Regions from separate parts of the Mus musculus genome. Here regions 2, 3, 4 and 5 are each linked to region 1. A link is a loop called in an ENCODE intact Hi-C map of the cell type or tissue named here. Cell type or tissue: left cerebral cortex. All regions are shown on one strand.

Evidence for each region. Hi-C counts contacts between places; a loop is a spot of excess contacts. Peaks named below come from ENCODE experiments on the same cell type or tissue, not always from the same donor. Only the 100,000 strongest peaks of a DNase experiment are listed, where the experiment ranks them.
Region 2: it touches region 1 in a loop (3-fold over the local background); 7 of 42 quality-filtered maps call a loop at or near these places.
Region 3: a loop joins it to region 1, with 7 times the contacts of the local background. A loop is called at or near these places in 9 of 42 quality-filtered maps.
Region 4: a loop joins it to region 1, with 3 times the contacts of the local background. A loop is called at or near these places in 2 of 42 quality-filtered maps.
Region 5: a loop joins it to region 1, with 4 times the contacts of the local background. A loop is called at or near these places in 2 of 42 quality-filtered maps.

Annotation. Positions count from the first base shown.
Region 1 is chr2:19,274,478-19,279,477 of GRCm38, forward strand. The region is part of intron 10 of Armc3 (armadillo repeat containing 3); the gene reads left to right. Among named protein-coding and RNA genes, the nearest start is that of 4930447M23Rik, 67 kb to the right of the region's middle. In left cerebral cortex, CTCF peaks have their summits at 323 (motif pointing left) and 1,993 (motif pointing left); a DNase peak (open chromatin) is centred at 1,920; H3K4me3 peaks cover 697 bases; H3K27ac peaks cover 418 bases.
Region 2 is chr2:18,352,648-18,357,647 of GRCm38, forward strand. All of the region lies in intron 1 of Dnajc1 (DnaJ heat shock protein family (Hsp40) member C1), which reads right to left. Among named protein-coding and RNA genes, the nearest start is that of Dnajc1, 38 kb to the right of the region's middle. In left cerebral cortex, CTCF peaks have their summits at 169 (motif pointing right) and 2,851 (motif pointing right); DNase peaks (open chromatin) are centred at 156 and 2,848.
Region 3 is chr2:18,996,412-19,001,411 of GRCm38, forward strand. It overlaps Pip4k2a (phosphatidylinositol-5-phosphate 4-kinase, type II, alpha), which reads right to left and starts at 1,710. Exons shown (of 10, transcript NM_008845.4): 1 at 1,441-1,710. The coding sequence starts at 1,584. 4930426L09Rik (RIKEN cDNA 4930426L09 gene) reads left to right here and starts at 1,908. Exons shown (of 1, transcript NR_024323.1): 1 at 1,908-3,393. In left cerebral cortex, a CTCF peak has its summit at 2,016; DNase peaks (open chromatin) are centred at 474, 674, 1,204, 1,218 and 1 more place; H3K4me3 peaks cover 2,627 bases; H3K27ac peaks cover 2,248 bases.
Region 4 is chr2:18,043,100-18,048,099 of GRCm38, forward strand. Skida1 (SKI/DACH domain containing 1) reads right to left here. Exons shown (of 1, transcript NM_028317.3): 1 at 988-5,000. The coding sequence ends at 2,511. Among named protein-coding and RNA genes, the nearest start is that of Skida1, 2.8 kb to the right of the region's middle. In left cerebral cortex, no CTCF peak of the experiment used is centred here; DNase peaks (open chromatin) are centred at 3,059, 3,236, 3,832, 4,488 and 1 more place; H3K4me3 peaks cover 2,563 bases; H3K27ac peaks cover 1,944 bases.
Region 5 is chr2:17,420,259-17,425,258 of GRCm38, forward strand. Nebl (nebulette) reads right to left here. Exons shown (of 26, transcript NM_001362722.1): 9 at 4,263-4,376. Among named protein-coding and RNA genes, the nearest start is that of Nebl, 40 kb to the right of the region's middle. In left cerebral cortex, a CTCF peak has its summit at 2,839 (motif pointing right); a DNase peak (open chromatin) is centred at 2,862.

The sequences.
Region 1 (5,000 bases):
AAAATAGGCAGTCATGAATAGGTAGCCCCCTCGGCTAATTTCGGGCAGCGCTCCTTCCTTACTATGCTGGTAATATACTGGACAGTTCTCTGTGTATAATGCTTTTTGGAAAGGAGAAGCCATTTAATTTGTGAATGTAGGAAATATCTCCAGTTGAATTTCATGTTTTATTTACTGTGTACTTTTCTGCCCAATTAATCATTCCAAATTCTTAAATAATTTATACAAGTATGGAGCAAATGATTTGCGGTTGACATCCTTCTGAGTAGTCGATCCTACATGCAATGAGAGTATTTTAAACAGTTTATAACATCACTGCCATCTGTTGGATCTGACCAGAATTAGATTCAAAGTTGCCCCCAAAATGGAAAGAATTCAGTAATCCTTTGCACTAATAACTAAATTTACTCACTGAAAAACCAGACAAGATTTGAAGATGAATATAGATGCAGACCAGGCTTTTTTAAAAGGATCTCTTTTAAAGATACAATTTTAGTAAATACCAATGAATAAATATTGAAAACAACAACTATAATCATTTTATACTTACAAAAAAGTGGAAACTTGTAACTAAGGTTAAACTCTTCACAAACAACTGTGTTCAACTATATGGACCCTGATTCTTCATAGCCATCTTACCTTAGCTCCATGAAGATAGCTTTAAAGACCCTAGAGTTTTAAAGACCCCCTTCTCCCCATTTTCCTGTGGAATTTGCAGTTCTTTTGTATAGCTTCTCAACTCCCACAAAAGTAGCAACCCAAGAAAGTTCTGAATTGTAGCATATATAACTGGCCACTTAAAAATACATCGATTAATTGTTGGGCTACCTTAAGCCTTCGAAATAGCAGAGACAAGTCTCCAGGGACTTCTCTACTTTTGTGTGACCTGCGGCCAGGAGCACAAACACTGATGATGATTAAGGGGCTCTGTGCAGAGACAGAGAGCCTTACACGGATGTGCCTGAGTGCTTTGTTAACTTTTGACTCTCTTTGACTCTATATCTCTGTCAATATGAATGACTGACTGATCATTTAGTAGTATTGGTATTAAAATTTCTCTAGAAACAAAGAAAATTTCTCCCCTTTAAATAAAGCTGAAGGAAGACAGATACTATCACTTTAACGTCTACAAAATTTATTTGTTGATTATCATGTCTAAGAAAACCATATATAATATGTGGGGGAAAATTTAAATACATCCTCAGGATAGATTTTTATATACTATTGAAAGAGTATATAGCATGCCTTGAGAAAAACCAGGACTCAGGTCCTGTCACATAGCCAGGAATGGTCTGAGCTGAAGTGGGTATTATCTATGCCAGTGCAGAAAGTGTGTGTGTGTGTGTGTGTGTGTGTGTGTGTGTGTGTGTGTGTGTGTGTTCATGCTTTAAAAAAATCACCACCCGAATAAATAAAGCTGGGCGTGGGGCTGGTAACATAATATGCTGTGTTTATTTATTTTACCACTTCGTTGTATACCTTTTAACTTGTAGATGTGGGGCTGATGATCTGTAGAGTCGCCATATTTTCTTGTAGAATGCTGGCTGTAACAGAGTGAGTGATGACCACTTATTTTGAAGACAGGAACACAACAACACACATCTGTTAAAAGTGGCCAAACGCCAATTCTTCCCTTCTCCCCGTCATATCTTGCAGGAAGGGACGCCACACACCCTCCGAGATGGCTGCGGTTGTTTACTACAGTCCTTTAAGGAAAAATTACCACTCTGTCTAGACCCAGGGCTCCCTAGCACTCAGATTCACTTAGGATAAGTAATCTCGGGTCTCAAAACCCTTAAAGAAACATTGCACTGAGAAACGACCCACGAAAGACGCAAACTCAGCACATAGGCTTGATGTATGGGTCGGACCTAAAGCCTAAGCCACGCAGTTATTGTCTTTGTCGCGTCGGGTTTTTCTTAAGAAAATGGTTTTCTGAGCGATTTCCCTTCACCCACAGCGGCAAGAACCGCGTCTTCATACTGCCCCCTAGTGGCGCCTCAGGAGAGAGTTGGGGGAGGGGCAAAAATGGACCGAGCGCTCTGTGTTTTAATGAAACACACACTAATTTAATTTGAAACACTCTGGTGAGCCTAAAATAATATTTTTGGAACATTATTAAAAGATTGTGATCTGGAAAGCATTTTACTGTGATAGTATTCTACTGCTAAATACACGGTTAGCAGATGTTTGTGTCTGTCTTTGTCCCTTTTTGAGGTGCAGTCGTTTCAAAATGTTTTGACACCTCTTATTTTTTTTTCCTCCACCAGTGACTGAATATTTGCTTCGCTGTGTTATCACAGGGACAAACGCAGCACGTTTGAGCAATAGATGCATCCCATGGCAATAGAAAAGATTATTTAATTTTTGTTTAAATTCATTGTAAAATTTTAGAAGCTTGGAAGTCTCCCAATAAAAGTGAGAGGCAACATAACATTGCTGCCTTAGGAAGGCTGCTTTTGTTTAAAGGATCGTCATTTTAAAAAAACAAAAACAAAAAACTAAGGATAATAATTTCAAAGCGCTTGGGACTTTAAAAGTCCTTTGAGAGCCTTGGAGATTGGACAGTGGGTAATGGCCCTTGTCACTAAGCCTGAGTTCGAGTCTCAAGTCCTACCCACACAGTGGAAAGATCTGACTGTCAGAGGTTGCCCTCTGAGCTGCACACAGAAGCCGTGGTGCGCACACACATTTGCAATGGACAAAGTGATAAAAGTGCTTTGTATTACAATGACAAAAGAAAAGAGTCCTCATTGTATCCTTATGAGGATACCTCATTCCTTCCATCCAAATTTACTGAGTGGCCGTTTGTTATATCCACCCATAGTGCCTCTCTTCCTGTTTGCGTAGAAGAATCGTGTCCTGTCTTTGCTTTTATTGGGCTGGGGGTGGGGTGGGGTGAGGTGGGGTGGAGTGGGAGTCATACTGAAGTTAAAAAGCACTCAGAATGAAAACCTGAGTTTTCAATAAAACCACCTGATTCCCCATCCCTACTCTGTGTCAGCTGATGCTTGCCAGACCTCGACAAACACTTTGAATTTGATTAACTACCAGTTTTCTGAGGCTCGGTGAATCTCATAAAATGTTCAATTAGAAAATTATCTGTGCTGCCTTTATTACCTACAGAGCGGGGCTGATATTTGCATAACATTTTAAAGTTGCTAGTACTGTCTGCTTCCCGGCATTACTGATTTTCACAGGAAATTATCAAACCGATTGGATATCCTCACATTATTTCTCTTTTAATTTGAAGCCTGTTTAAACCTATACATTACTTTGTATCCACCCTTGACTTTTCATATTATTATTAATCATCCCCTACATCTTTTTCCTTCACTTGGGAATAGGCCCTTATTGCTCATTATTTGTAGCTACACGGAAAGGCTCAGATCCGATCTCTGAAGAAGCTGCCTCCACTCTGACCCTGCAAGTTTATATCAGCTGTTTGGCTGGAAGGTGGTCTGAAAAGGATGATTTCCCACACACATACGAATGGCGGAATACGGTCATATTTCCCCGTGGTAGATTCTGCCGTTGCTGGTAGCTGGCAGTTATGGGTAAACACTTAGCTAAGTACCCCAGTAGAGTGTAGCTTCAGATCCTACAGCAGTCTTCCGTGTGGAGAAATGTCCTTGTCATTGTTGTGTGCATTTGTTCCTTTACACGTGAGCAAGTAGATGCATGTTACTTCCCCAGGTTACCAGAGGTAGGCAGGACACTGAGGCACCTTGGGACAACAGCCCGTCCTATGTCCCTGTATCTCTGTGCAGCCCGTATCAGAGATACTAAGAGTATCTCTGAGAGTTAGTTACTTCTCTCCACCCTGGCCACTCACCCTCCCACTTACCAGTTGCTCAGCAAGTGCGGGAGGCTCTTGCTCTCTCCAAAGAAGTTAATCTGTGTCTTTAATCCCAGACTCCTCTCTCTCTCTCTCTCTCTCTCTCTCTCTCTCTCTCTCTCTCTCTCTCATCTCTCCTTTCCTCCAATCTTCTCAGCCTCTCCTCATTTTTCATTTCTTGAACAACAAAAAAGCAAGCGGAAAAAAAAAAAAAAAAGCAAGCTAAGCAAACAGACTCTATGTTTGCTCTCCTTGGAAGGTAGAGATGGGCTCTGAAAACATTGTCCTCTGAAAACATTGGAATGCTTAAAACAAAGACCTCAGGGCATGAGGGGGTGTGGCTGTGATCCCAGCCCCTGGGAGACAGGATCAGGAGTGTAAGATCATCTTTGACTATATAGTGAGTTGCAGGCTTACCTGGGCTATGGGAAACCAGGCTTCAAGCAAGCAAAGAGGCAAAACAAAATAAAAAGAATGGATTAAACGTCACATGGTCAGGATTGCTTTCCTTACATCTGAATTTTGTCTTTGACAACTAGGAAATAACAGATGGAATGCAAATTGACCCCTCGTTTGTACCTCTGAGCTGCTAAGAATGGCAAGCAGAATTCTGGCCCTTCCAGTAACCTCTTCTCTCTGGAAATGACATCTGACAGGGAATCTAGGGGCTCCCCCCCATTATGACATTCTGTTATTTATCTATGAATTCATCTTGAAGCTTAGGGTCCTTTGGTAATCTTGTAACTACTTTCCCTCAATTCCTTCTGTGTTGATTCTGTGTAAGGCGCGGCTCCAGCTGTAGATAGAGATGGAGCAGGGGCAAAGTCCCTGGGGACATGCATTCCTCCAGCCTGAGCAACACAAAACTATTATATTTTAGTTTTGAGACAGGGTATGGCCAGTAGCCCAGGCTATCCCAGTCCTCCTGTGTCAGCCTCCCACATATCAGTATTACAAGTGAGCACCCCTCAGTCATCTCAAAAGATAATTTTCAAAAGTGACAGATACATAAGTGGAACAAAATATCACAGGGTGATAAAGAGGATCATGACCTTAGGGTCGGTCTTAGGAGAGGCCCCAGGGACCTGCGCTGGAGCTAATTGAGGGATGGGGACATAGCTGGGGATTGAAATTTTTTAGTCACACTAGAGCATTCAGTGTC
Region 2 (5,000 bases), 920 kb before region 1:
CATTAGTTTTTACTGTATGCACAAGACCTGTGCTAGATCAAGTTAAAACAAACCAGTATATTTGAGGGAGGGGCCATGAAGTCCTCCTATTAAGAACTGATGCCTGCTGGGAAAGGAAAGCCAGTTTTCATAAGGGATACTTCCCTGAGAGCATCCCTGCACTCCAGTAGATGGCCCCATACTCATTCACATACTGGCAGCACAGTGGACTCAGTAGAATTGAGACAATGCAAAATCAGTCACTAGAAAGCGCAAATCAAAATGATATGTAGTGCTTCATGTCTAAGATGACTACAGTTTTTTTAATTCAAAATAGACTTTTTTTCATACAATAAACTCTGTTTATCGGTTTCCTCTCCTCCAACTCCTCCCAGATCCTCCCCATACTTCCCCACCAACCAAAACCCACACACTTTCTCTCTCAGTAGAGTACAGACACGCATCTAAAAAAAATAGTAAGATAAAATAAAAACAAACAAACCAGAATAGGAGAAAATAAATAGGAGTTCAGAGGTTAGGTGCATCGGGGGAGCCAAGAAAAAACACAAGAAACACATATGGTCAATGAAACACACACATTTCACACAAAAAGGACACACACCCCATCAGAAATATATGTAAAAGATTTGAAGAAGAAAAAATATTCCACACAAAGCATTGTGAAACAACAAACAAAACCCTCAAAAAATAGCATTATGGCTTTTTCTGTTGGCTTTAATGCTGGGATGGGGTCTGCCCTGAAGTATGGTTCAAAAACCCTGTGAGACTCCTCCCTTGTTGAAAACCAATTTTTCCTTCCTTTGTGAGAGGAATCAACTACAGATAGCTTCTGGGTTAAGGATGAAGGCTTGTGTCCACTTCCCCTGTCAGGCTCTGTGCATGCTGTCACAGTCTATAAACTGGATAGAATCTCTGATGATGGCTGAACAAAATACTAATCTATGAGTACAGTAGAATGTCGTTAGGAGTCTTTGTACTGCTATGTTCCTTTAGCAGAACAGTACTATTTGGTTTCCCCTGGGTCCATAACCTATCTAGTCCCAGGTTAATTGGCCACTAGAGCAGGGTGGGAATGGGTTCCATCTTATGTAATACACTTTAGTTTCAAGCAGAGAGTGGTCCCACAACTTCTGTGCCATTATTGCATCAGTGTATCCTGTAGGCAGATCATCATCATTGTAGATCACAGTGTTTGTATCTGGGTTGGTTTTAACTTTCTCCTCTGGTAATGTGCAGAGTAATTTTCAATACTGTGAACATTAGTCAGTTCTAGGTAGGGACCAGCCCAACTTCTCCATATTCAGTAAGTTATGTAGGTGTATCTTCAACAAGAGGACATTGCCATCAATGTTTGAAAACAACCAATAGCCTTGGCAATAACTTGGGTTATTTGGGGGTTTCAATGATGCCTCTGTATCCAACAACTCAATTAGATATAACCAATTTTCAACACTGAAAGTTTCATTTTGTAGACAGAGATGCCTAGTTGGGGCTTTGCCTCCTTTGTTATTTGGTAATTCCAATTTAGATTTCTTTCATACATGTATATATTTAAAGCCCCTTCTATTGTAGTAGGTTTCTATATAACCCCTAAATGGCCCTTAGTTCTAACTATCCCTTCCCATATTTCATCCTTTACCCTACCTCTTCCCTCACCCTCCCCATTTGGTTCTCCTGTTACAGTTACCCATGCCCCTGTCCACAGAAAACTATTATTCTATTTCTCCCTCCTAGAGAGATTCTTCCCTCCCCAGTAGTCCCTTAGTCTATACTTAACCTCTGTGGTTATACAGATTACAGCCTGTTATCTAAAACCTAACAGCTAACATTCACACATAAGCAAATATATACTTTTTCTGTAGTAGGCTGGCCTGATGTTGCTTGTATTCTATGCTAATACTGGTTCCACAAGAGGTGGTTGTCCCCAACGAGCAGACCATTATGTACTCAAGTGATGTCATCGTGAAACTTCTCCCCAATTTAACTGGTCAATAAAAGGTTAGAGACTGTGATTGGGCAGTGGAGAAAATGGTGAGACTGGAGGCCCGAGAGGGAATTACAGGTAGAGAGAGAGGGACAAGAAGAAGACAGTGGAGGAGGAAGCCAGCATGGACTAGAACCACATGGCCAGGAGAAAAAGAAAGTAACAAGGGTCCTCACAGCTGGGGAATAAGTTAGGATAGTCTTAGATCTGCCCAATCTAGGCATATGGCTTATAATTAAAATATCTGGATTGTGTGTCTTTTACACTGGCTTATTAGGACTGGAAAATCCACCAACAAATTGTCGCCCAACGTGGGGCTTAGAACTAAACTAACCTGAGATAAAAGTTCACCCCACCCCGACCCTCAAATATAAACAACCAGAGCTGTGTTCTAAAGCTGCAGCAAGGTCAAAAGCAAATGCTGAGTGGGTCTCAGGGTGTACAGAGAGCTATACACCCCTGCACATACCCCAAACAAAAGGCAGCATACCAGCACCGAGCTGGGATGTTAGGGGGCACCAATGTCACAACACAGTTGGAGTTCCCTTCGCCCCAGAAAAGGACCACAGACGCTGGGGTCATGGCTACTTGATACACAGCTGAAGATCAGCAGCTGAAAAATGGCTGCTAACTTTTCAAAGCCTTCTCACAGGCACATGTTTAAACAGGACAGCCAGACCTGCTCTCCAGACAGCTTGTACTGCAGGTTGCATTCTAGACAAAAACAAAAAACAAAAACAAAAAAACCCAGAAACCCCAAATAAAAAACAGCAATAGCTCAGAAGCACAGACACCTCAGTTTTTCTAGTCAGCCCCTACCTATGAATAGAAGAATCAGAAAGGACTGGAATGTCCTGAATCAAACACCAGAGGGAGACAAAGGTACAAGAAGCTCTGGATCAGGTAATAAGAACTATAAATTGATAATTCTGGGGAAAAAAAAGACATCTAAAGGTGACAAATAAAAAATACTGTGGTGGTTTGAATATTTGGCCCAGAGAGTGGCACTATTAGAATGTGTGATCTTGTTGGAGGAGGTGTAGCCTTGTGGGAAGAAATGTTTCACTGTAGGGGTAGACTTTAAGACCCTTCTCCTAGCTGCCTGGGAGACAGTCTGTTCCTGGCTTCCTTTGATGAAGATGTAGAATACTCAGCTCCTCCACTGCCATGCCTGCCTGGATGCTGCCATGCTTCCTGCCTTGATAAGAACGGACTGAACCTCAGAACCTGTAAGGCAACCCCAATTCAATGTTGTCCTTACAAGAGTTGTCTTGGTCATGGTGTCTCTTCACAGCAATGAAACCCTAACTAAGACAAATACATTCTAGATTTTATGTGATGCTATTTTGAACAGTTTGAAAGGGATAGATTTAAAGGCAACTGACAACTTGCCAGTTATCATTATTACAATCTTAAGTTTCAGTTTTATCCTAATAACCATCTTCATTTTCTATGTCTTCACAAAAAAACAAGTCCCTAAAAGAAATTCACTAGCTTTAGAAAAGGGATGTAAAGATTTTATGAAAGTGGTAAGGCAATAGAGAGAATTCAGAAAATTATAAACCCGAGTATGAAGACAGGAAGAGAAATGGGCTGAAAATTGGCAACAGGAGCTAGAAAAAGACTATAGTACAAAAAATTCAGAATTTCATAGATCAAACTTAGTAACAGAGAGATAGCAATAATATTTGGAAGCAAAGCCCAGAGGATAACTTAATAAAGTTAATAAATCAAAATAAATAAGATGTTACAATATCAGAATTACAACATAAAGAAAAATAAAAATTATGGAAGCAGGGCTTAGAATAGAAGATACAGGAATTTATAGAAAAGAATGAAGAACAGAGAGAGAAATTTAAGACTTGACAATACAGCCTAGAGGAAACACTGGAACAAAAGGTACTGGAATTTATCGCTCATGCGATAAGCAACAGAGCGAGGAAAATGAATGTTAGAGACAGGAGCTGGAAAAGATGCTAGAACAAAAGATGCAGAATTTTACAGATCAGACTGAACAGTAGAGAGAAAATAATGATATTTGGAAGCAAGGCCTGGAGGATATTTTATTAAAATTAATTGATCAAAATAAACATTAGAATATCAGAATTGCAATACAAAGTAAAATAAAATATGGAAGCAGAGCTCTGAAGAGAGGATACAAGAACTTATGGAACAAAAAGAACAAACAGCAAAAGGAAAAATGTAAGACATGGGAGCAGGCTTTGAAGAAGAGGTTACTATAATGAAGAAAATGCCAGGATGACAGAGAAACAAGCACTGGAGAGATAGGAAATATTGGCACAGCCCTTAAGAGAGAAACAATATATTAATCAAGGAAAATACTCAGGTAGAGACAGAAGATAAAATTAGAAAAAACCAACCAAAGATTATTAAAAAGCAAATTTTAGTTTATCCGGATAATATACAACAGAGACTAACAGACAATAATATTCCATTTAAATGGCAATCCATAGATATTTTACAGCTAAAAAAATTAAGGAAAATTTCACTAATTTTGGAATACATTTACCATTTGTAAAACAAGTCCTGACTTCTTAGGCTATCAAAAATAAAAATAACCCCCAAGGATGGGAAAGATATGAGAAAAGCAATATTAGAACCTGGATCATATTTACAGTAGTTCTCATGGTAGAGAAAAGAGGCTAAGGAGATAGATAGATAGCACAACAAAATAAAGTCAGAGGTATCAATTTTCTAAACATCAACTGCTTAGTGATTTTGGTCGTTTTGCTGAGATAGAGATGCAAATCAAATATGATGAAGAAACCTTGACATTATGCTGCTTGGCAGACTTAAATGCCTGGGACAAGGTAGAAGAAACAGGGAAAGGACTTAAACCATTTTCTCAGGTCATGCAAGGTCTAAAAAAAACATTCACTGACATTTTGCAAAGATTGACTTCAGCTGTAGGAAGAAATATATTGGATCCATTAATAAGAAAGGCACTAATTGAGTCTTCAGCTTTTGAAAATGTGAATGCAGAATGCAAGGAAGT
Region 3 (5,000 bases), 280 kb before region 1:
ACCCCAGTAGACCCAGCAGTAAAGTAATAGATTTCTCAACTCTTTAAAACGTTCCAGATAAACACAATCATCTTCATATTGCTTCACCTTTCTCCAGCTCTGCTTGGGAGGAAAACTATAAATAAAAGATACTGAGCCATTTTAAACAACTCTGTTAATTTAAGAGTGCAAAAACCACGCTGGCTTTCTGTCACTTACATTATGCTGAAAGGGACACCTGGGCATCCACTGAAAACAAAAGCAGAGCAGCAGGCTCAAGCTCTCTCTCTGAAGCTGGCTGACTGCAGTAGGTAAGGTCATGGTCAAAATTCACAAGCTCATTGAAACTTTCAAGGCTCAGCCAACAGCGCCTATCACGTTTCCTGAGCCCATCTAAGAAGATTAAAGCTGCAGGAGTTTTCTCGCTGTCAGATCAGCAGGACGCTGTTTCAGCCCCCCACACCGCAGTCCGCAGAGTCTGCAGCCGCGCACCTCCTTACATCCCTAGCTGTGCGCTAGACTAACCCTCCCCAACGCGCACCCCGACAGTCTTTTAAACAACCTCCAAAATGGATGTAATTAACTCTAGACCACCTCGAACTCGCGACCGCCGGGACCCCCTCCGACTATCACCACCAAGGCCATCCTTCTGCAGAAGTCTGTGACTTCTGCCTGGCTCCCCAAGGAGGGGAGGAAGCAAGGGGGAGGGAGGAAGACTCCCCGCCAGGAGGTCTGGAAAGGGCACAGCAGCTGGGCGATGCGGGAAGGGATGAAGAGAAGACGCTCAGCACCAGGGCCATATTTACGTTGCTTTTTTTTTTCCTTTGCCCGTCTTCCCCACCCCCACCCCCCACCCCCCCAAAAAAATTCTCCTAGAGTCTGACAATACTGCCTTTAAAGGAAAAAAGAAAGCTAAGCTCTCAAGCTGCCGCCCAAAATCTTCTGATTCACTCCAGTCCTATCTCCGAGAAGCTCCGGACTCTTCCTGACAGGGACAGGTTCACCTGCCCACCCGCTCAGGGCAGGAGGGCCCATCGGTCCCAGACAAGTGGAGCGATCGCTCGGACTGGGCCCTGAGCGGTTCCCCGCCAGGACTGATAGCTGAGACAGAGTCGGTCCCCGCACAAACTTCCCACTTCGCGGACAGCGAGCACCGACCGGCGGGAGGACGAATGCGGGACAGGACAGCCGCGGAGAGGCTCAGAAGCACAGAACAGAGAATGCTTCTCATCCTGCACCCTCCCTGGGTTCCAAAGGGAGCGCAAGCGCCGCCGGAGAAACCCAGGAGATGGACGCTTGTCGTGGGGTTAGGGGTACCCCAAGAGGCGAGTGGCCAGAGGGCCCGGGACCGACCGAGCTAGCCGGCTAGAGGTCCCCGCCCTGCCACCGCTGCAGCAGGAGGAGCAGAGCCGGGAGGCTGAGCCCGAGGAGCAAGAGGAGCGCGCCGCAGAGGAGCCTTACCGAATGGTTGACCCCCCACATGAGCACGCTGAGCAGCGGGTCGCTGGCCCGGAACAGCTTCACTTTCTGAGCCACGAAGTGCTTCTTCTTCGTCTTGGTCTTGCTCGCCAGGACGGAGGACCCCAGGTTGCCAGGGGTCGCCATGGTCGCAGTCTCGGTCCCCTCCACCGCCGCGCCGCCGAGGCCGGGGACCCGCCCTCCCTACACGCCAGCCCGGGGAGGCAGCTGCATCCCCCGGGGCGGCCGCCGCTGCGCGCCTGCTCCAGCCCCGCTCCGCCCGCGCTCAGTCCTGGGCGCTCGCTCCGCCCGCTCCGCGCGCTCGGCCGCTTAGGCTGCAGCTGCGCTCGCCTCGCGCCCCCGCCGGCTCCCGCCCGTCGCGGCTCGGCGCACAGCCCTCGGCTGGTCCAGGCGGCGGGCGGCTTCCGCGTTGGGCGCTAGCGTCATGACGCAGAGGCGGGCGGGGCAGCGGCGCCGACGGGCGGGGCGGGTGCGGATGCGGATGCCGGACCGTTAAGCTGTTCTGTGCGCTCCGCCACCGGTGCTAAGACGAGCACTCTCCTGGCGGCCGCGATCCGTCTGGGGAGGCTGCTGCGGAGTGTGGAGACTCGCGTGAGCATGCCTTTCTCGCTCCTGGGGAGGAGCAAGGAAAGGATACGGAGCCAAGGGAGCTCCGAGGAGGGAGCCCCCAGATGCATGGGGCAGCCAGGAATGTCCGGGAACCTCCGCTTCCCGTGCCAAGGGCTGGCGAGTTCGTGGGACCCAGAGCGCTTCTTCGGGGCCCCGGGCTTCCCCAGCATCTAGGGAAAGGACCTTGGCTCCTCTTTGTCAACTGTCTGCCAGGGAGTCCCCGCCTTGAACTTCCTAACCTTTTGTATCCTGGTTGGGCCTTCCCATGCTATCGGATACTAGAATGTCATTCCCAACCTACTCTGGGATTCTTCACTGAAACCCCTGCTTTAGTCAAGACAGCCATGCCCCAGTCTGGACCGTTTGCTTGGAACCCATCATTTTGCAGGCCACCCCTTCCTTCTCTTATTCTGGACATGCACCTTCTGATTTGAAAATGTTTAGCCTTTCACCACTACCACCCCACACTGAAATTAGTCGTCCTTACGCTGGCATTTGTTGTTGCAAGTCTACAGTCCTTAGATCTTTCAAGAAGACAAAGAGTAACGCCTGGAACAAAAAGGGAGCAGATCCTGTGCGGACCTTCCTTTTCTTCATTTGACCTTTCAGCACGGTTGCCCCCAAAATCCCCTTGGTCATTCTAACTTGTTAATACTATCCCCCCCCCCCCCCGCCCCGCCGCCGCAATGATTCCTTGCTTCTTCTGGTACCAAGCATCACCATTGTTAATGGCTAAAGGGGGTGAAGATAATAACAAAACCAGCCTAAATTAATGCTGAGAAGTCATAAACTTGACCCACAGTTCCACTAGTTGACCAAATCATTTAACCAGAGACTGATGTTATTTGTGTGACTAGGTATAGCCTGACACAAAGGTCACTTTAGGGACTATGCTATAGATTGTTTGTTACACTCAAAACCAGCAGTAGATAAAAGTACACAATGTTGCAGACCTGTAATCCTGGCCCTCAGGAGGCAAGGCTAGAGGATCAGAAATTCAATATAATCCTCAGGTAGGTAGGTATGTTCAAGCCAAGCCAGGTATCCATGAAACCCTGTCTGGGGGCGGTGGAGGGGCTGTGGGGCTGTACAGTCTTTATCTTACTGATAACTCATAAACTGTCGCCTGACCTCAGAAAAGAGTCTATCTAAACCAATTTTCATAGCTTGCCCACAGGCATCCTTTCACAAGAATCTACAACCAAATTCAGCACCCTACACAGCCTACAAGTTGTTTCATTTCTCTTCCTGTGTTGGAAATAAGCATTCATATTGTTGTTAACCAGTTGGGAGTTCATTTATTTAATAAATTCTCATTGACCCAGACTCAAGAGCTTCACATCATCATTGATTATTGCTCTTCATCACCCCTCCACAGAAACCTGTACCAGCCCTTGTCCTTGAAAACAATTACCCTTTCCTCCTGGTTGAAATGAATCCTTCCACTTCAATGCCTCTGTATCTCTTTATTTGTTCACAATAGCTGTAATGTACTTAATTGTATATTAATAATGCAAGACAATGGGCTTGCTGAAAAACTGAATTCAATGACAGCAAAGAGCTGGGTGAGCCTACAAGAACAGGAAATGGACACCTCTGGGCATTGTTAGGCAACCCTTCAAAGAGAAACCTGGGCACAGATGCACCAGAGGTCACCATCTCTCCTGGGAGGGGCAGAAACAAGGATGGGAAAACAAAGGTATAATCAGAAACATTGATAACATCCTGCTGAATCCTGACTCATTGACTTCGCAAGCTGCTTCCACAGTCAAGGGAGTCACATCTATTTGCCTTCGAACTCTTTTGCTGTTGGTTCTGAGGCTGAGGTCCTTCTCTAAGCAAGGAATTATTCAAAGGACAACTACTAACAGGAAAATGTATGATGTTGAAAGGCTCCTGGCGCTGAGTTGTTTTTGCTTCCTGCAGCTGTTACTTTATTTCTTCTCTTACTATAACCAACTCGGCACACTCTCATAAAGCAGTTTGAAGCTCTTCATCAAAACGACAATGTTAAAGGTTTTACAATGACTCGGGCATCCAACCAGAAATGACTCTGTGGGGGAGTAGATGCTCTGATTCCCCACCCACCCCACCCCTGCAGAGCCTGAAAGTCCCTATATGGAGAGGAGGCTAGCCTTGAAGTCACAGGTCCATGTGCTTCTGCCTTCTGAGTGGTGGGGTTAAAGGTGTGCATTACTACATATGATTTGATTTTCTTTAAATATACCACACTTCTGATAAAAATATTTCAGTTGAAAATTCTGCGTAGGATTCTCTAAGGCGGGGAGAAATCATCAGCTTTCTTGGTTTAATTTTATCTTGGTTGTATTTGTGACTTTCCTTTATTTGAAATAGGATCTCATGTAACCCAAGTCAACTTCAAACTTGTTATGTAGCTAAGGATGGCCTTGAATTCCTGGTTCTCCTGCCTCTACATCCTAATTGATGGGATTATAGGTCTGTACCAGAAACCCCTATTTTGTGTGTGGCAGGCAAGGAATCTACCAACTGAGCCACAGCCCCAGGCCCTTTTGACTGCTTTAGGTAGAAATCACAGCAAGCTGTAAGATAAGTCCATTCCCTCTTACTTGGTATGTTCTATAACATGGTCATTCAAAACACTTGGAAGACCGTTATTAAAGAAAATATACTGTCACACCTAGCTAAAAGATAATACGTGGAATACAAATACAATTAAGCAGGCTCCAATTAGGATACATGAACTCCTTCTGTCTGGGGTTTAACCCTAGTTTTACTAGCTAGTTGGAGGTTTTTTTTATTTAACTATGGCCAGCCTTCTGGCTTACCTAGCTGACTAGGAATTCCTGGATAGTGGCTGCACTTTCAAGAATCTACCATTGAGTTGCTATCAATATGATTAGTCTGCTGTAGGGAAAAGTTAGGGCTCAAAAACTATGACACAGGAGCCAGGC
Region 4 (5,000 bases), 1.2 Mb before region 1:
GAATCTACTGATTCTCTGAGGACTGGGGACCAAGTGTCCAAGCTGCAGCCTCATATTTTGCCCAAAATTCTATGGAATATTTGTCTTAATTTTGTGTTTATCCCATCTTACAATCTTCCACACTCAAGATCTGTAGACTTAAAATAGATTCTCAGTTTATAATTTGGTAACAGTCTGTAGCCACCATGGAAAGTCCTCGTCCAAATGCAGCAGTTTCTGCACTTGAACTTTCTTGTCTTGTCACTAATTAAAGAATGGAAATTACAGACTTCCCCTGTGTGGGTGTCATACTTTTTACAGACTGCTTTGCTTTTGTTTTTTGTTTTGTTTTTCTTTATAAAGACAACTCACTGTCCCTAAATTCTTCATTGCCTTCCAAAGAGGAATGGATTCGAGCTCAGAAGCCAGTTTGGATTTCTGGCACTTTTAACTGAGACTATGGACTAGCGTTTGGAAATATATACAAACATGAATTCAAGAATAACATCCCCCAATGTTGCTTTGACCATATCTGTGATTCAAAAAAAAAAAAAAAAAATTCCAGTGAGCCTACATCTGGCAACATTCAAGAAGAAAAGGAAGGAAGGCAGTTCAAAGCATCTGTTCACTCTATCCAAATGTATTTGGATGCAGGTATTCTCAGCCTCTGTCCTTTACAACAGGAGGAAAACCACAGATAATACACAGCAATTAGGTCTGAGACCATCCAGAACTATCTGAAACATTTATAGTCAAGGGGAAAATTTCAAAGGGGGGTAGGAATTAAAAGGTTAAGGAAAATAAATAGCTGAATTTCCATGAGAAATAATGCTTTAAATTCACACAGTAAACATCTTAGTGGTGTTTTGTTTTGCTTTGTGATTTATGGTCTGTAGATGCAACTTCTTAGACTAAAGATAACCAGGATCTAAGATACATAATTTGGTGACCCAAAAATTACTAGATACAACTTTCGTTAAAATAACAACTGATTTATGCTTCACTTTCTTAGATATGAAACTTTTTAATAGTTGGCCTATAACAAGTTTGAAAAGTTTTTCTGTTATTTGAGAGGAAGTTTGCCAGTGTTGTGCCCAGAACCTGATTGGTCTCATCACAAAGTATTACCACAAAACACTGCACCCAATAAATGCATTTCTTTCAGGCAAAAACATTACAAGTGAAAATGTCAACAAAGCCATTCATTCTTGTTAACCCTTCTTCAATCTGGAATAAGTAGAAATGTATGGAACCAGGAATTTTAAACAGTGTTTTTAATTGAAAATAAAGCTAAAGCATGCTTTTCAACAGTGCAAATTTCCATAATTTTGATTTACTGCTCTCATCTTTACAACACAGTCCACCAGCATGGCCTCACCAAGGGCTAGACCACTTGCCTGTGGAACTACTTTGATTTTAAGTGCAAATATAGATAGTCACCTCTGATTGTCACTTGCAGTAGAAACTCTCCTGTTCTATACACAGGATGGCCTGAAACAGAAGTTTAGAGAGATGCAGAAAAAAAAAAGCATAAGGTAATAAAATCCAAGTGCCTGAGTTCTAATACCAAAAAGCCCTGAAATCAGTTATTTTTCACTTGGGGTGTTATGACTCTTTTTCTTGGTTGTATTTACTGCTTGGACACTAGGATGAGTTAGACCATTAAACATCCTGCTATTAAGAGAAATGTTTTAATTGTTTTGAAAGCTTGAAGAGTTATCTTCAGATCAGAAGACAAGCAGGAGCACAGCAAGAGTCATCCTATTTTAAATGTTTGGGTGAGAGCGCAGAAGGGGCTTTTCCAGTTGCAAGGAGTGACTGTAAAGGTTAAAAAAAAAAAAGTATTTTTTTACTTCTCACACAATGGGCAGCTTTTAAATCAGCATCCAATCAGGACTCAGACCCCCAATCTTTCCATTAAAAAACAAAACAAAACAAAACAAAAAAACAGTTAAGTGCAACTACTATTGGAAAGGGAATCTGGGTTTAGAAAAAAAATAAAAAAGACACCCCACAAATAAGAGCTCCAGAAAATTACATTTGGGCTCACAGAAACTTCTTGCTACCTCATTGTGTAACCATGTAACCTAACAAACTTTCACTGAATACCAGTTACACTTTCAGGTCTGAAATCTAGTGCATAAACTTAATGGCTCATTGTGATATTTATTATTCAACCTTTTGACATTTATTTGTAGCAGTTGAATTGAGGTACCGGTGCATTATTACCATTGAAACAGTAAAGTGTTCCAGCTCTACCATAATAACTGAGTGTTACTTGAGTCTTTAGCCTGAAGTAGTCTGTGGTATGTAAACCAACCCTTCTCCCACCCCTCCCCCACCATAAAAAAAAAAAAAAAACAACCCGCAATGGGAAAAAAAAGTAATCCGATTTTTGTCTTCAAAATGCGATAAACCAGGACTCCAAAAGGGGTGTAACACCATTAATGGACTTGGTACAAGCCATCCTGTGCAGTTTACAACAAAAGGAAGGTAATATGGTTCGAGAAAATATCTTCCAAAACATTTTTTTATGAATTAAATTTCCTGAATTTGTGACTAGGTGGAAGAGGTATTGCAGAACCGCCCAGCTGCCATTTCCATATAGGATGGGCCTTGTGAGGAGGTTGGGAATCCTTAGTGGTGTTTAAGGAATACGCTGGCCACAAATCCCCATCCTTCCCAATAATGAGTGAAGGTGGACAAGGAAAATTTGCCATGAAATTAAATGGCCTTTTCACTGCTGATGCTACATTGCTGGCTACCTTTTTGCGTCTGTTTAAAACTGTAAAGTCATCCAGTGTTCCTTCATGTGTCTCAGTTTTACCTGTAGGACGAGGGCTTCTAGCTGATTTCAAATTTGGTTTGACTGGAGGTGTCTGAAGGACTGGTCGTTTGCCCAGTACTAGTGTCCGGTAATTTTTTCTCACCCTGGCACCAAATTTATATTCCCCATCCTCAGGTTTTGGAGATCCTAAAGTGCATGAGAGGCCCTGACTCTGAGCCAGTGGATTTAAGGAAGGCGTTTCTTTCTCAGGGCATGCAAAACCTTCCTTGGCTGTGGGTACCAAGGCGTCCTCCTCCTTCTTCTCAGTCATATTGTAAAACTCACCCTCGGCATCATTGCACTCCCACTTTAGCTTATTTGTAATAAGCTCAGGTTCATATTCTTCATTAGCACTACTGTCTTCTACTTTGATTTTAATATTGTGCAGAAATGGCAATGTCTTGTCACCTGTACCAGTGCAGAGACTCTCAGCTTTAGTTGCTGCTGCTGCTGCTGCTGCTGCTGTTGCTGTATCCACTCTGGGATCACTTTGAAGAGAGGGTAAATCCGTAGCAAATTCAGGACAATGAGGGATTTTGGAATCTTTTCCTGAATTTGCTGTTGTTCCACACGAATCATTATTTAAGAACCTAGCAGCTATTGTGCTGTTTTCTGCACAGTGTGTAGTAGGAGTTGCTTGTAGGCATTTCCTAGCCTCTCGGAGTATTCTTTGTTGTGGAAATACATTGTTTGTCTTTGGGCTAGGTGAAGAGGCCCCCTCTGCATGGCAGTTAATTGTCAGGTCAGTTCTCTTTACAGTACTGGATATTTCAGAGTGTGGGAATGTAATCTCAGATACCCTATCGTTTCTTATCTCTGGGAAACAACTCCCCAAGCTGGCCGGGCAGTACACCGGAGTCCCTTTGGGAGCCCAGCTCTGCAGACTCCACTCCTCTGGTGACTCGGCTTTGACACTACTCTTGAGGTCGGGAAGTCGGCCGGCATCCTCGAAAGCAGCGGGTTTGGTTGCAGCGGCGGCGGAGGCCAGATGGTACAAGAAGTTGGCCTGCGCCTGCACGCTGGGAGGCTTGCAGAAGCTGGTGCGCCTGAAACGGATGCTCTGCACTGACACTTGGCTGGACCCGGAGCTGGAGTCTGACTCGGTGGAAGAATCCTCCTCCTCCGAGCTGATTTCACTGGAATCCGAGGCCCCGCTGCCCCCCTCTTCCTCCTCCTCCTCTTCCTCCTCCTCCTCTCCTTCCTCCTCCTCTTCCTCTGAGGACACCGAGTTGCTGGAGCTGGACAAACTGGAGCCAAAATCCGAGTCATTGGCTGCATGGTCGGAGTAGGAGCTGGACTCGGAGTCGCTGCTACAACTCTCGGGAAAGCTTCCTAGATGGGGTTGCGGCCGGTGGTGATGAGAGGGGTGGTGACTCGGCGTTGGCTGCTGGGCTCGGTGGTGATGGTGATGATGATGGTGGTGATGGTGATGGTGGTGGTGGGGAGGCGGGCAGAAGCTGTTGACCAGATGAAACCTCTCCAAGCAAGTGGCCCCGGCCGCCGCCGCCGCAGCAGCAGCCGCCGCTGCTGCCGCCGCCGCCGCCTTGGCTTTGTAGGATCTGGGCAGCAGCAGCAGGCGCCGGGCTCCGGCGTGAGGCGGGAGCAGGCAGTTCTTGGCGCCCCCGCGCTTGCGCTTGCAGCGGTAAGTCAGGCTCACTGGGCCTCCCGCGCCGGTCGCCGCCTTGGGCTGAGGCCCGGCAGTCTGGTAGTAGGCGGCGGCGGCGGCGGCAGCAGCAGCGGCGGCGGCGGCGGCGGCGGCTGCAGCCGGGTGCTTGCTGCACAGCAGGCTCCGAAAATAAGCGGGGTCCGAGTGGAAGGCGACGTAGTTTCCCTGGAGCTGGGCAGTTTCATAGTTTAAAGAGGATTTGCAAGGCGAGCGAACGATCTCCGGGTAGTGGGAGCCCGGGTATTTGCTAAAAATCTGAGGTAGATGGGCGGCGGGGCGCGCGGCGGCGGCGCCCGGACGCTGGGACTGCGCGCTGATTGGCAGGGGCCGCGCGGCTCCGCTCAGGCCCCGCCAAAGTTGGTGCTTGTCCTTCCAAAAAGCCGGGCGGGGGCTGGCGGCGGCGGCGCGCTCTGGCGGCGGCGCCTTTGTGGCCAGGGCCCGACCGACTCTCCTTCGCTTGGTCTTGAGCACACGCTCGGTTTTGCAGGATGTGTAGAGCGCTTCTACGTCTTCCCGGGAGATGAGCGT
Region 5 (5,000 bases), 1.9 Mb before region 1:
GTTTGGTGACTGTGTATGGGATGGATCCCCAAGTGGGGCAGTCTCTGGATGGCCTTTCCTTCAGTCTCTGCTCCACACTTCGTCTCCATATTTCCCCCATGAGTATTTCCCCTTCTAAGAAGCACTGAAGCATCTACACTTTGGTCTTCCTTCTTCTTGGCTTCATATGATCTGTGAATTGAATTTTGGGTATTCCAAGCTTTTGGGCTAAAGTCCACTTATCAGTGAGTGCATACTGTGTGTGTTCTTTTGTTACTGAGTTACCTCACTCAGGATGATATTTTCAAGTTCCATCCCTTTGCCTAAAAATTTCATGAATTCATTGCTTTTAATAGCTGAGTAGTACTCCATTGTGCAAATGTACCACATTTTCTGTATCCATTCCTCTGTTGAGAGACATCTGGGTTGTTTTCAGCTTCTGGCTATTATAAATATGGCTGCTATGAACATAGTGGTACATGTGTCCTTATTACATGATGGAGCATCTTCTGGGTATATGCCCAGGAGAGGAAATGCTGGATCCTCCAGTAGTACTATGTCTAATTTTCTGAGGAACCGCCAGACTGATTTCCAGAGTGGTTGTAACAGCTTCCAATCCCACCAGCAATGGAGGAGTGTTCTTTTTTCTCCACATCCTCACCAGCATCTGCTGTCACCTGAATTTTTGATCTTAGCCATTCTGACTGGTGTGAAATGGAATCTTAGGGTTGTTTTGATTTGCATTTCCCTGGTGGATAAGGATGTTGAAGATTTCTTTAAGTGCTCCTCAACCCTTCGAGTTTCTTCAGTTGAGAATTCTTTGTTTATCTCTGTACCCCATTTTTAATAGGGTTATTTGGTTCTCTGGAGTCTAACTTCTTGAGTTCTTTGTATATATTGGATATTAGCCTTCTATCAGATTTAGAATTGGTAAAGATCTTTCCCCAATCTGTAGATTGTTGTTTTGTCCTATTGACAGTGTCCTTTGCCTTACTGAAGCTTTGTAATTTTATGATGTCCCATTTGTTGATTCTTGATCTTAGAGCATAAGCTATTGGTGTTCTTTTCAGGAACTTTCCCCTTGTGCTCATGTGTTCAAGGCTTTTCCCCACTTTCTCTTTTATTATATTCGGTGTATCTGATGTGGAGATCTTTAAGTGCTTCTTGGCCATTTGAGATTCCTCTGTTGTGAGTTCTCAGTTTAGTTATATACCCCAATTTTTTTATTGGCTTGTTTGGTTTTGGAGATTAGCTTATTGAATTCTTTATATATTTTGGTTTCTTAGCCCTCTGTCAGATGTGGGGTTAGTGAAGTTTTGTTTTGTTTTGTTTTTCCCAATCTGTAGGTTGCTGATTTGTCCTATTGACGGTGTCTTTTGTCTTAGAGAAACTTTTCAGTTTCATGAAGTCCTGTTCATCAATTGTTGATCTTGGAGCCTGAGCCATTGGAATTCTGTTTAGGAAATTTCCCTCCATAACAATGAGTTCAAGGTTCTTTCCCACTTTCTCTTCTGTTACATTCAGTGTATCTGTTTTATGTTGAGGTCCTTGATCCACTTGGCCTTGAGCTTTGTGCAAGGTGACAAATATGGATCTATTTCCATTTTTCTACATACAGACTACCAGTTAGACCAGCACCATTTATTGAAGATGCTCTCTTTTTCCAATGTTTATTTTTACCTTTTTTGTCAAAGATCAAGTGTCCATAAATTTGTGGGTTTGTTTGTGGGTCTTCAATTTTCTTCCATTGATCTACCTGTCTGTCTCTGTACCAATTTATCACTATTGCTTGGTAGTACAGTTTGAGGACAAGGATGGTGATTCTCCAAGAAGTTCTTTATTGCTAAGAATTGTTTTTGTTAGCCTAGGTTTTTTGTTTTTGGTTTTGGTTTGGTTTGGTTTGGTTTGGTTTGGGTTTTTTTTTTGTTTTGTTTTGTTTTGTTTTTTTGTTTTTTTTTTGTTTGTTTGTTTGTTTGTTTGTTTTTTGGTTTTCCAGATGGATTTGAGAATTGCTCTTTCCATGTCTGTGAAGAATTGTGTTGGAATTTTGATGAGGATTGCATTGAATCTGTAGATTGCTTTTGGTAGGATGGCCATTTTCACTATGTTAATCCTACCAACCCACGATCATGGGAGATCTCTCCATTTTCTGAGGTCTTCTATTTGTTTTTTGAGAGACTTGAAGTTCTTGTCATACAGATCTTTCACTTGTTTGGTTAGAGTTACCCCCAAGATATTTTATGTTATTTGCGAATTTTGTGAAGGGTGTTGTTTCCCTAATTTCTTTCTCAGCCCACTTATCATTTGTATAAAGGAAGGTTATTGATTTGTTTGAGTTTATTTTATATCCAGCCACTTTGCTGAAGTTGTTGATCAAATGTTCTCTGGTAGAATGTTTTGGGTCGCTTATGTATACTATCATATCATCCACAAACAGTGATACCTTGACTTCTTCTTTTCCAAATTGTATCCCCTTGATCTCCTTTTGTTGTATTATTGTTCTAGCTAGAACTTTGAGTACTATATTGAATAGATACGGAGAGAGTTGGCATCCTTGTCTTGTCTCTGATTTTGGTGAGATTGCTTCAAGATTCTATCCATTTAATTTGATATTGGCAGTTGGTTTGCTGTATATTGTTTTTATTATGTTTAGGTATGGCTCTTGAATTCCTGATCTGTCCAATATGTTTAACATGAAGAGGTGATGTATTTTGTCAAATGCTTTTTCAGCATCTAATGAGATGGTCATGTGATTTTTTGTCCCCTTTGGGTTTGTTTATATAGTGGATTACATTAATGGATTCACTCATTCTTTTTCCCCCCAATACAAGGTCCTGATGAGTGGTAGTGACAGGATTTACAAGCAGCCACTAGATGGTGCTGATTCACTACTGAATGAGTCAAATGGTTACTTACAGACTTGAAAACATTTAAATTTCTTTTACTGTTTATATATTCCAAAACGGTGGTGTTAACACACTTTCAGTAATTATAGTAGAAACTCCACTTTTAGAGAACAAGAAGCCTTGCTTCATTCTTTATATGCTGCTATAGAATTATTTCAGTTTTACTTTGCTGGAATTTAAGCTTTAGCTGCTTTGCATTCTATGTAAATCTTTTTTTTTTTTTTTTCCTAACTGCTTTGGAATTTAATACCAGTAGTAAGAACAAAATATTAGTATCAAGTTCATTAAGCAGTATCTGTATGCCCAACACTTTTTTAAAAACACTTAATATATGTAAAGCACCCTAATTATTTTAATTTATTCCTATTTGACAGATGAGAAAACTGAGGTACAGAAAGATTGAAGGAATAACAGGAAGTGGCTGAACAGGATCACATCCAGGCAGCCTGATTCTCACTCAGCCTTGAGCATTTAAGGCTCAATTCTAGATTTTTTTAAGATTAGCTCATCTCTACCCACATCTTTGTCTGCACACACTCAAAAATTATCAGCCAGGAAAAGAAAGATTATGATATCCCCAGAGGTTCTGAAAGACAAACGTGCTCCCTTTATCTTCCAGACACAAACCAAGACTTGTTATTGAGCATAAATACCTTCTACACATTAATGAAAGAAAAGTAAAGCCAGTGTCACCTATAAAGATGAAGAGGCTGAGAACCTTTTCATGATACTCAGTTCTTCTGATGAGAAAGGGTCTGTACACATATTAAATGAACCTTTAAAAAAAATGATTTGACATTGTTTCTAGTTTTGGACAATACCTCCTCCTAGCAAAAATTCTGAACTTCATTTCTTACCCAATAAATCCTTCTTAATTTTAAAAACATGAAAATAAATCTACAAAGATAGCATTTAGCATAATAAAATTGAAAGAAGTTTAAACCTTTAGCAGCACAATTCATGACAATTTCTTTTTGATGAACCCCATGTATCAGGTAGTACTTTATAATAAACCAATTCTGTGGGCATAATTATGAGTTAATTGTTGTCCTACCTACTAATTTGTGATAATATACATTTCTTTCCTGAAAAACTCTATAATCTATTCTACTCTTGATCAGACACAATAATTTTATTCATACCACTGTTCCTACTTATTAACTAATTAGTAATCAGTAACCATTAATAGCAAATTATAATAATATACTTTTCTAGAAAAAAAAAAAAGCTTCAGGAAAATATGCTCCAGTGTTTTCAACTACAAATTACTTGGAAATTACATGATCTTGATTAAATATCAGTAATTACAACACAGTTAGTTTTAGGAAAACAAGACTCTAAACATATTGAAAGTAATTTCTGTAGATTATAACTTACATCACTGGCCAGGACAGCAGCGAACTGGTGTTGCCTAAAAAACGCACTTCCCAGAGGGTTGTAATGGTGGCTTTTTTCCTTCATTTCATTATCAAATTTTTCTTTATATTTAACCTATCATAAAGAAAAAGGACAAACTAAATGAAATCACATATTTTAGTGGAAAAGCAAGAAATTGGGTTTTTTAAAAAGAGATCAAGTAAAAGCTACCTTTCAAATGAATCATTGCAGAATTTAAATTCCTGATATTCATCCCCTTCCATAAAGCTTAATGAGGCATTTAGAAATTTTTAATAAGCTGCTTGAATATTGGTCATGAATGTCATTAGGCATGAGCTCAAATTCTCCACTCATGAGAATTATGCATTTATAATATAAAAAAAATTTACAGGTCAGTTTCCATTTCTGTATCCCTGTAACCCAGGATCAGTTCAAACTGAGAGCACACACTTCTTAAGGTCTGACTCACTTACGAAATGTGTCCTTGGAACCAAAAATTGAATGGGTTTTCCTGGGGGAATTATCCCAAATACAGATATCCACATATAATTTGTTCAAAGATTCCCTTTTAAAACCGTGTTTTTGGCAACATCCATATCTCTATTGCTTATAATCTAATTTTTAGAAAATATATTTTCTACAATGTTCTACATCTGCTTCCTGGAATTTTTAGGGTTTTTTGTTTTGGTTTGGTTTGGTTTTTGATTTTGATTTTTGTCTTGCTTTAACTTCTCAATT